2 separate regions of the Homo sapiens genome follow, and region 2 is linked to region 1. Evidence: chromatin loops called from intact Hi-C (ENCODE). Cell type or tissue: sigmoid colon. All regions are shown on one strand.

Region 1 (4,000 bases):
TATCAGCCTTCTCTTCCATAAAATGGGGTGCTGTGCTGTGTAGGTGTGCCTGGCTTGTAAGCACTAAACGAGTGTAGCTATTACTATGATCATATGCAAGCAGCACCTGTAGCATTTGGAAGGCTCAGGAAAAGAAGGGTGGGTGGGAGCAAAGGCAAACAAGAGCAGTGGAGACTAAAGCGGGTTGTCTCGTGGCGATGCTTAACCTAGGGGCCTGGAATTTCCCCCTTTGCCTGGTCTTACTGTCATTGGAATAATCGTAACCACTCCTGGGTGGTAAGAGATCAGCAACATAGCTGTAGTTCGTTGGGTGGCAGGAATGTGCCCTTTGTCCTTGGTTTCTAAGTAATGATGTCTTCATGTCCGGTTGAGCGAGGGGTCAGCTTCAACCCTACGATAAACCAGTGGAGTTATAAATGGAAAGCCTGAATTCCCAGACAGAGGAGGCGATCCAATGAGACAGCAGAGTAAGTAGGGAATTTTCACTGCCTCGTCTGCAATGATAATGTGAATAGCAATAATAATCATCCTAAGAAAGGATTTTGTCTCAGAGCCAAGGCAAGGAAAAGAGCCTTTTCCCATGCCTTGCTGGGGAGAGCTGAACACTCAAACCACGTCAAAATAGAAGGAACCAAAAATACAGTGAAGTACCCTTTGCCCCAGTGAGAAGCCAGTGCAAGACAACGCCCTGCAGAATGGGCCAGAGGGCAGAAGAAGAGGCCAGGGCCCAGTCCTGAATTTGTCTGTTGGTTCTCACTTCCTCCTTTAATCATTTCAGAAGAGCTGTTAATGAGCAGGAAATCTAATTGATTAGCATTTCATCCTGGCTTCCCTTTCTGCCAAAGGTGCTAATGAGCAGGGAAATCACAGATCCTCCGGGTGCAAGGTACTTGAGAGGTTGTGAATGCATTTGCCACCCCTACATGGAGAACCTCATCTGAACCTCAGCAAACTGATAAGGACCACTCTGATTTTTAAAACCCTCCAGACAAGCTGCCTTCCTTCTGTGGATCACACACCACCCAGGTTAGCAGCAGTGCCACCAGAAACACTGTTGCACTCAAGTTTTCTCGCAGGTGACTCATCTGCATGCTCCTTGGCGGAGAATCGCGGGTTACTGTACTGTCTTTGTGTAAGAGTTCTTCATATTCTCGAAGATGTTTGTTACATCTTGTTTCTACTGTCTTTCCTCCAGGTTACACATTGTGCGTCTTTCACCCTTTCTGTGCAAGTTGTTCTTTCTGACCCTAATCACCTTATGTTGTTGGATCTTACTCCAAGTTCATCTACTTTGGTCGTGGATTCGGAACTGAGCCTAGAGTCCATGAAGGACTCTAGCAAGAATGAGCACAATTAGAGGTCTCCTGGCACCCTGTTGTTGTCTCCTTTTTTTCTTTCTAACAAAAGCCCATGGTCAGTCTCTCCAGTTCATGACTCTTTTTCAACCCCAGCCTCCCTTTCTCCGTTTGTGTACATGCCCTATTTTTCTTTTCCTGGTAGACAACCCTGCACTTTTCCTTCTCTGAGCAGCAACAGTGAAAGGGAAGGGAGGTGGAGGGAGAGTAAGCCACATGGGCAACCTGCAACCTGGGTCTCCAGCCTCTTGCAGTCTTGGTCCTCACCGTGGCATAGTATAGTACCAGTAGAGGCACTGCAGGGACAGATGAACTCCATAGCAAGGCATTGCAAGAGGCCTTTGGAGAAATTCCTTTGCAATTTGAGCAAAGCCCACTCCTTGGCTTAGCAAATCTTTTTACTTTTTGGTCTGCTAGAATTTACTGCATGCGTAGTTATCCAGAAGGTACGTCTCTGTCCCATTCGGCTTTATTAGACGCCATCTGGAAAGGGGCTGGGAGTGGTCAGCCTCAGGGAGGGGAGCCAACTGACCGTGAAAGGAGGGAGATGAGAGCGAAGTAAGCATAGTGCTCGCTCCCCAAGGATTGAAACTGCCTGCCCCGAGCTGAAGACTTACAAAGACGTAGTCCAGATTCCCAGAGAAAATGAGGCTTTATACCCATAACAAGTTGTAATTTGAGTCACCGGGGAAGTTAAGAAAGTGAAAACATGAGCAAATGCCAGTGTGATGGAATCAGAGTCTCCATGCTGGAAGAGACTTCAGAGGGATCTGCTTGAGCTCCCTGGCTTTATAGACAGGAAGACCGGCCCCCTCAGATGCACACAGCCAGGTACTGCACGGCCGGGCCAGAGGCTTTTCTGATGCCTGCCTCCCTCTCCCGGCAACGGAACCTCATCACCTAGTTCTGATAGGAAAAAAAAAAAATGAGGTGATCAGAAAACAACTTCCTCAACTTTCTCAGTCTCCACCAGCAACTAAAATTGTTCCTGTATCCCCCTCACCTTATCCACTTAGCACCCCTACACCCAAGGGCAGCTAGGACCCGCTGCTGTCTCTCCATGACCTCCCTCCCTCTGTAGCCTTAGGTAGGCCCCTGGCAGCTTTTGCCTGGAAATTTGCAACAGTCTCTTGACGGGTCCCCCTGCCTCCCTCCATTCTTAGTTCACCTGTCACTCTGTGGCTGCCTCACCCATCTAAGAAGCAAACCTGGTAAAATTGCTTCTGTTTAAAAGTCTTGAAATCCTGCAATGGCCTCAGTGGCCCCTAGGATAACTATAAACTCCTTAACATGGGCTACAAATAGGTGGTTTTCACCCCTGGGTGTATATTAGAATCACCTGGGATCTTTTTAAAATTACCCGTGCCTGGGTCTCACCCGTAGTGACTCCATAGAGTGGGCCTGGGTGGGGCCAGTGGTGTCCTACAGCTGGAACCAGCCCCAGCGACTCAGGAGAGGCCATCGCTTCCAGGAATCTTATGAGTGGGTTGTTAAATGACCATTATTAAAAATTATACAAACTTGTAAGTAAGTACATTATGTTAAAAACAAAGGTAATACATACTCAAAAGTCAGGTTTGCCTGATGCCTTTACTACCTTTCGAGGTAATTTCTATTGATTGTATCTGCTGGGTGGAAATACTATATAATGGTGTGCTACTACACATCTCCTCCCAACTCTGCAGTCAGTGACATCCCATTGGTAGCTTGAAATTGACCATGGCATGAGTATTTACATCATAGAAATTGGCAAATGCTACAAATCAGCCCCTGCCCCCCAACAAGTCATTAAACACTGATATCACTGGCTGCGGCTCAGGTATTTACATGATTTTTTTAAAGCTCCTCCGGTTGATTCTGATGAGCAGCAGAGTTGAGAAGCACCAGCCAGGATCTGACTCTTTCTGCCTCTTGAGCAAGCCTCATCTCTTAGAAAAACTCTCCTCTTCCCCCCAACTTTCTTCAGTCCTGCCACACACAACCAACTGCAGTGGCCCAAACACGAGTGCCATGTTATTTCTCATTCTGTGTTTTTACTCCTAGACACACTGATTCTTCTGCCTGGAATGCCTGTCACTTCCTTGTCTGCCTGGCAAGCACCTGTTCATCTTCCAAAACTCAGCTCAGTACTTTGTCCTGTGTGAGCTCTTCCTATACCTCCTCCCCACACAGGTTCACCACTCTGCCTCTGTGACCTGTATGTCTTCTCATTAAAGGGCTTTTAGAATTTTATGGTGCTTTCTGATTATGTGTCTCTATCTCCACCCCCATTAGACACTAAGCACCCGAGGGCAAGGGCGTGCCCTGTTTCTCTGCATCCCAGCAGGGAGTGCAGCACCAGCATAGTAGATGCTCAGTCCGTGTTTACTGGATGGATAAATGAGCTAAACCAGGTTTCCTGACTCCTGGGGCAGCCTTCTTGCCACCCCAGTCCTCCACCTGACCCAGCCTTTCTAAAGGCAGGAAGAGTAAATTACTGCCATTCCTGTGATGGACCACATTCTGAGCTTGCTGCTGCTAGACGTGGTGTGAAGATGGTTCTCACAGCTCTTTTAACAATAAGACTTTTTAAACTGACTTTAGTTATTCCAGGTTTAGAATTCTGTCCATTCATTATTCATTCAATAACATGCCAACATTATTCC
Region 2 (4,000 bases), 46 kb after region 1:
TTCTGTGCAAAGAGGAGAAGCTGGGAGCATCTTAGGTGATGTCCTTGTGTTAGTTACTTAAGGTTGCTGTCACAAAGTACCATGAACAGAGTGGCTTAAGACAACAAAAATGTATACTTTTGTATCCTGGAGGCCAGAAGTCTGAAATCAAGGAGTTGGCGGGGCCATTCTCTAGGGAGAATCTGTTCCATGCCTTTCTTTTCGCTTTTGGTGTTGCCAACAGCCTTGGCATTCCTTGGTTTGTAGATGCATTAATCACTCAGCTTTGCCTCGGTGGTCACATGGCTTCCCTCTTTGTGTGTGTCTGTTTTCCCTTCTTATAAGGACATCAACATATTGGATTAGGGGCCCACAAACTCCAGGATGACCTCATCTTAACTAATTAAATTGGCAGTGACCCTATTTCCAAATAAGGTCACATCCTGAGGTCTGGAAAAGACATGTATTTGGGGAAGGGAGGATGCTGTTCAACCCAGTGCCAGCCTGGATTCTGTAACAAACTGACTGGGAAGGAGTCTGCGCTCTCCTCGGCTAACAGAGAGAATTCTGGGACCTAACATCTATTCAGCAGGCACACACCAAGTTGATGTGGGGGAAAAGCACTGGGGTTGGAGTCAGAAAACTTAGGTATAAGCCCAGTCTCCACCGTAGTCCAGTGGGGTAAACCTTGCTTTCCTTGTCTTTCCCATGGGGATGATAATACCCTTTCCTCCCTCCCAGGGTTCAGGTTAAGAAAATCCACTCACACAAAAGCTCTTCGTAGCCTGCAGGCAGTATGCACATGGTGGATGGTACCATGCTTCTTTTTGTCCAGGAGATGGCTTTGTAAGTTAAGTTCAGAAATTTGCAAGGGGTGCTTGGAGCTATTTGATAGATACCAGTCCCTCTGCTCACTCCCAAGTACTTCGTGATATTCTATGGGCCAAAACACCAGCCGTGCCCAGCTCCACCCATCTTAGGTGATGAGGAAGAGTAGTTTCCACAAGCTCATGAGTTCAGGCCAATTGTGGTGAGGAGTAGGAGAGGAGGCTGTGCATACAAAGACCAGAGATTTGAGCAGCGCCTTAGTCAGTTCAGGCTGCTGTAACAAAATACTGTAAACTGGGGTATTTCCTGGGGACTTATAAACCACAGAAATGTATTTCTTATGGTTCTGGAGGTTGGGAAGTCCAAGATCAAGGTGCTGGCAGACTTGGTGTCTGGTGAGGGCTCATTCGTGGATGGCTGTATTTTTGGTGTGTCCTCACATGGTGGAAGGGGTGAGCTAGCTCTCCTGGGTCTCTGGTATAACAGTCCTAATTTCATACATGAGGCCTTCTGCCCTCATGACCTAATCACCTCCCAAAGGCCCCACCTCCTAATACCTTGGGGGTTAGGATTTCAACATAGGAATTTGGGGGAGGGAATCACAAACATTCGGACCATAACAAGCAGTGATCTTAACTTTCCACAGATCTGCTGTGCTATGTTTCATTCCATGAACTGGCAGGACAGGTGTTCTTATTTCTAACTAGAATCCAGAGACACTCAATGTGTTGCCTGAGGATCTGCAATTAGTTCATGGCAAAGTGACCCAGATACCTTGATTCATGGTCCAGTATATTCTTTTAACTAGTTCCCAGGACTGTTTACAGAAAACTGTAGACCCATCCACCCTCACACTTGCCTTGAGTTTGCTCTCCCCACCTGCCCACCCCTGACTCAGTCTGGGAGGTGGTGGGGGGGTCCGAGCATGTATGAGACCCAATGCTGGCACAGAGTATGTGCTCCGTAAACACTTCCTTTCCCCTTTCCCCTGTAAACCCAAGCACCCTGGTCTCTGTTCTTCAGATGCCGCTTACTGGTATACTCCTTCCTGGCATTGTAGGATCTGGATGTGGAGGTCTCCTTCCCCCAGGTGTATAGGAGGCCCTTCCTTTGTGTTCCCTGCAGTCCTCAACATGAAGCTGGGCCCATGGAGCCCAATCCCCACAGGCTGATGGCATTGAGCACCCTGGCCTCACTCTGTTTCTCCTCTGTTCCTGAGCCTCCCACCCAGGAAACACACCCACTGCTGACTCCATGTCCCAGTACCCCAGCCACACATGGCTTCTCTGTGGGCGGCTTCAGGCAAAGCTTCTGTCTCTCCTCACCCGCTCTGCACTTCCTGCCCTGCAGGCAGAGGGAGCTCCCTTCATTGACGGGTGGCCATGGGCAGGGTGATATGTTTGAGAAGCAGTGAATCCTGTAGCTGAAAGGAACCATGGGGCCACTTAGGTCAGTAGTTCCCAGGCCCTGGTGCTTTTCAGAAGTGGGGACCTTGTTAGAAGTCAAGATCCCCAGGTCCTCCCCAGGATCTTCTGACCTAGCAGGTCTGGAGTGGGGGCCAGGAGGCTGCATTTTTAACCAGTACCCCAAAATATCTGTAGGTAGTTGTAGGAGAACCGAAGTTTGGGATCCACTCATATACTCCAACGTCTTCATTATGTGGATGAGAAAAATCAGACTCACAGAGGCTGTGTCACCTACCCAAGGTCACCCAGCTTGATAATGATGAAACTAAAATTAGAACCCAAGATTCCTGGCTTCCAAGATGATGCTCTTACTGCCACAGCTTGCTCCTTGCCCTTGCTATGTTTCCAGAGGGAGAAAAAACATAAGAGGCAATATGGAATCCAGTAATCCAAATGTGCTCTGTGCTGAGAGGTCGGTAGAACATGATAGTTAAGACGCCAGCCTGGTACCAGGCAGACCTTGGTTCCAACCCTGTAAAATGAGAATAATGATGATACCCACCTCCCAGGGTTGTTGTGAGATCATCTACATAAAACATTAAACACAGGACCTGGCATGCAGCAAGAACTAGGGGTCAAGGGTTTGGCCTGTATGAGAGGGATTCAGGCCCAGTTACTTCATTCCCCTGATGTTATGGCAATGGAGGAGTCCCCCAAGCAGGTGGAGGTACAGCTGCCATTGCATTGCTCTGCAGTAAAGAGTCTTCAATGTAGGGACCTCCTGGGCACTGTGAGCCCTGGTGTTCCAAACCCCAAGATTCCCATTCCCTCACCTACCACAAAATTCATATTCATCTGGGAGAACCAACTCAAGGCTCAGCCCAACCCTGCCAAGGTCACCAGAGGATAAGGCCGTGAATCACTTTTCCCACAACTTCCCTTTTAAGGGCAGGTCCCCAGCTTTTATTGTACTCTGTTTTATATCATTATAATTGTGCTGATCAGCAAGGAGAACAGACCCATTTTTACAAGGGAAAGGAGACACCCACAAAAAAAAGCCAAAATTATGACAGTTTAAAGCTTGCAGCAAACACTTTTTAAATTAGATCTGCCTTCAGTATGGGTGTCAGACAGTTTCAGAGCAGAGCCTGATTTGGAGGAGAGGCGAGTTAGCCCTTTTAGGGGGCATGTGGTCGGCAAAGAGGCCAGGAGCAGTTATTGGGAATGAAAGTCACTTACTTACAAGAAAGGAAGTGGATGGAGGGTGACGTTCTTCGCATTGCTGGTGCCCTGGTGCTCACCATGATGCCAGGTGGGCTTTCAATGCCTGGAGAGGGGAGATGACCATCCTGATCATCAGCCTCAAAGACCTACCTCTGACTGACCTGGGGAAAGGGACTTGATTTTCTGGGGTTCAGCTTCTTTTTCTCTGGGAGTCTGACCCTCTCCTCCCACCTGCCCCACTCTCTTGCTACCTTGGGGATTAGTGGCCGGGGCTAAGGGAGTTGGAGCAAGGCCAGGCCTGGGAGACACAGGTGCAAGTCCAGATAATGGTGCAATCATCTGTTCTGGATGATGGATCAGAAAAGGCATAAGTGCAATCTTCTTTTTAAAAAATGGAGTGTGTAAATAAGCATCATTACCACATTACTGATAGTATTTGGTTCTGTGGCCTTGAGCAGGTCCTTCCCCCTCTTTGTGCTATACTGTCTTCATCTGAACAACTAAAGCCCTGGACCAGATGAACTTCCATATCCCTTCCAGCTAGAATGCTTGCTGTGCACCAC

The links. A loop is a pair of places that touch in the nucleus more often than their neighbours do. Peaks named below come from ENCODE experiments on the same cell type or tissue, not always from the same donor. Only the 100,000 strongest peaks of a DNase experiment are listed, where the experiment ranks them.
Region 2: a loop joins it to region 1, with 2.1 times the contacts of the local background. A loop is called at or near these places in 1 of 110 quality-filtered maps.

Annotation. Positions count from the first base shown.
Region 1 is chr12:2,383,105-2,387,104 of GRCh38, forward strand. All of the region lies in intron 3 of CACNA1C (calcium voltage-gated channel subunit alpha1 C), which reads left to right. Among named protein-coding and RNA genes, the nearest start is that of CACNA1C-IT3, 120 kb to the left of the region's middle. In sigmoid colon, a CTCF peak has its summit at 2,161; DNase peaks (open chromatin) are centred at 1,097, 1,892 and 2,167; H3K4me3 peaks cover 839 bases; H3K27ac peaks cover 605 bases.
Region 2 is chr12:2,428,858-2,432,857 of GRCh38, forward strand. The region is part of intron 3 of CACNA1C (calcium voltage-gated channel subunit alpha1 C); the gene reads left to right. Among named protein-coding and RNA genes, the nearest start is that of CACNA1C-IT3, 160 kb to the left of the region's middle. In sigmoid colon, a CTCF peak has its summit at 2,122; DNase peaks (open chromatin) are centred at 254 and 3,094; H3K27ac peaks cover 64 bases.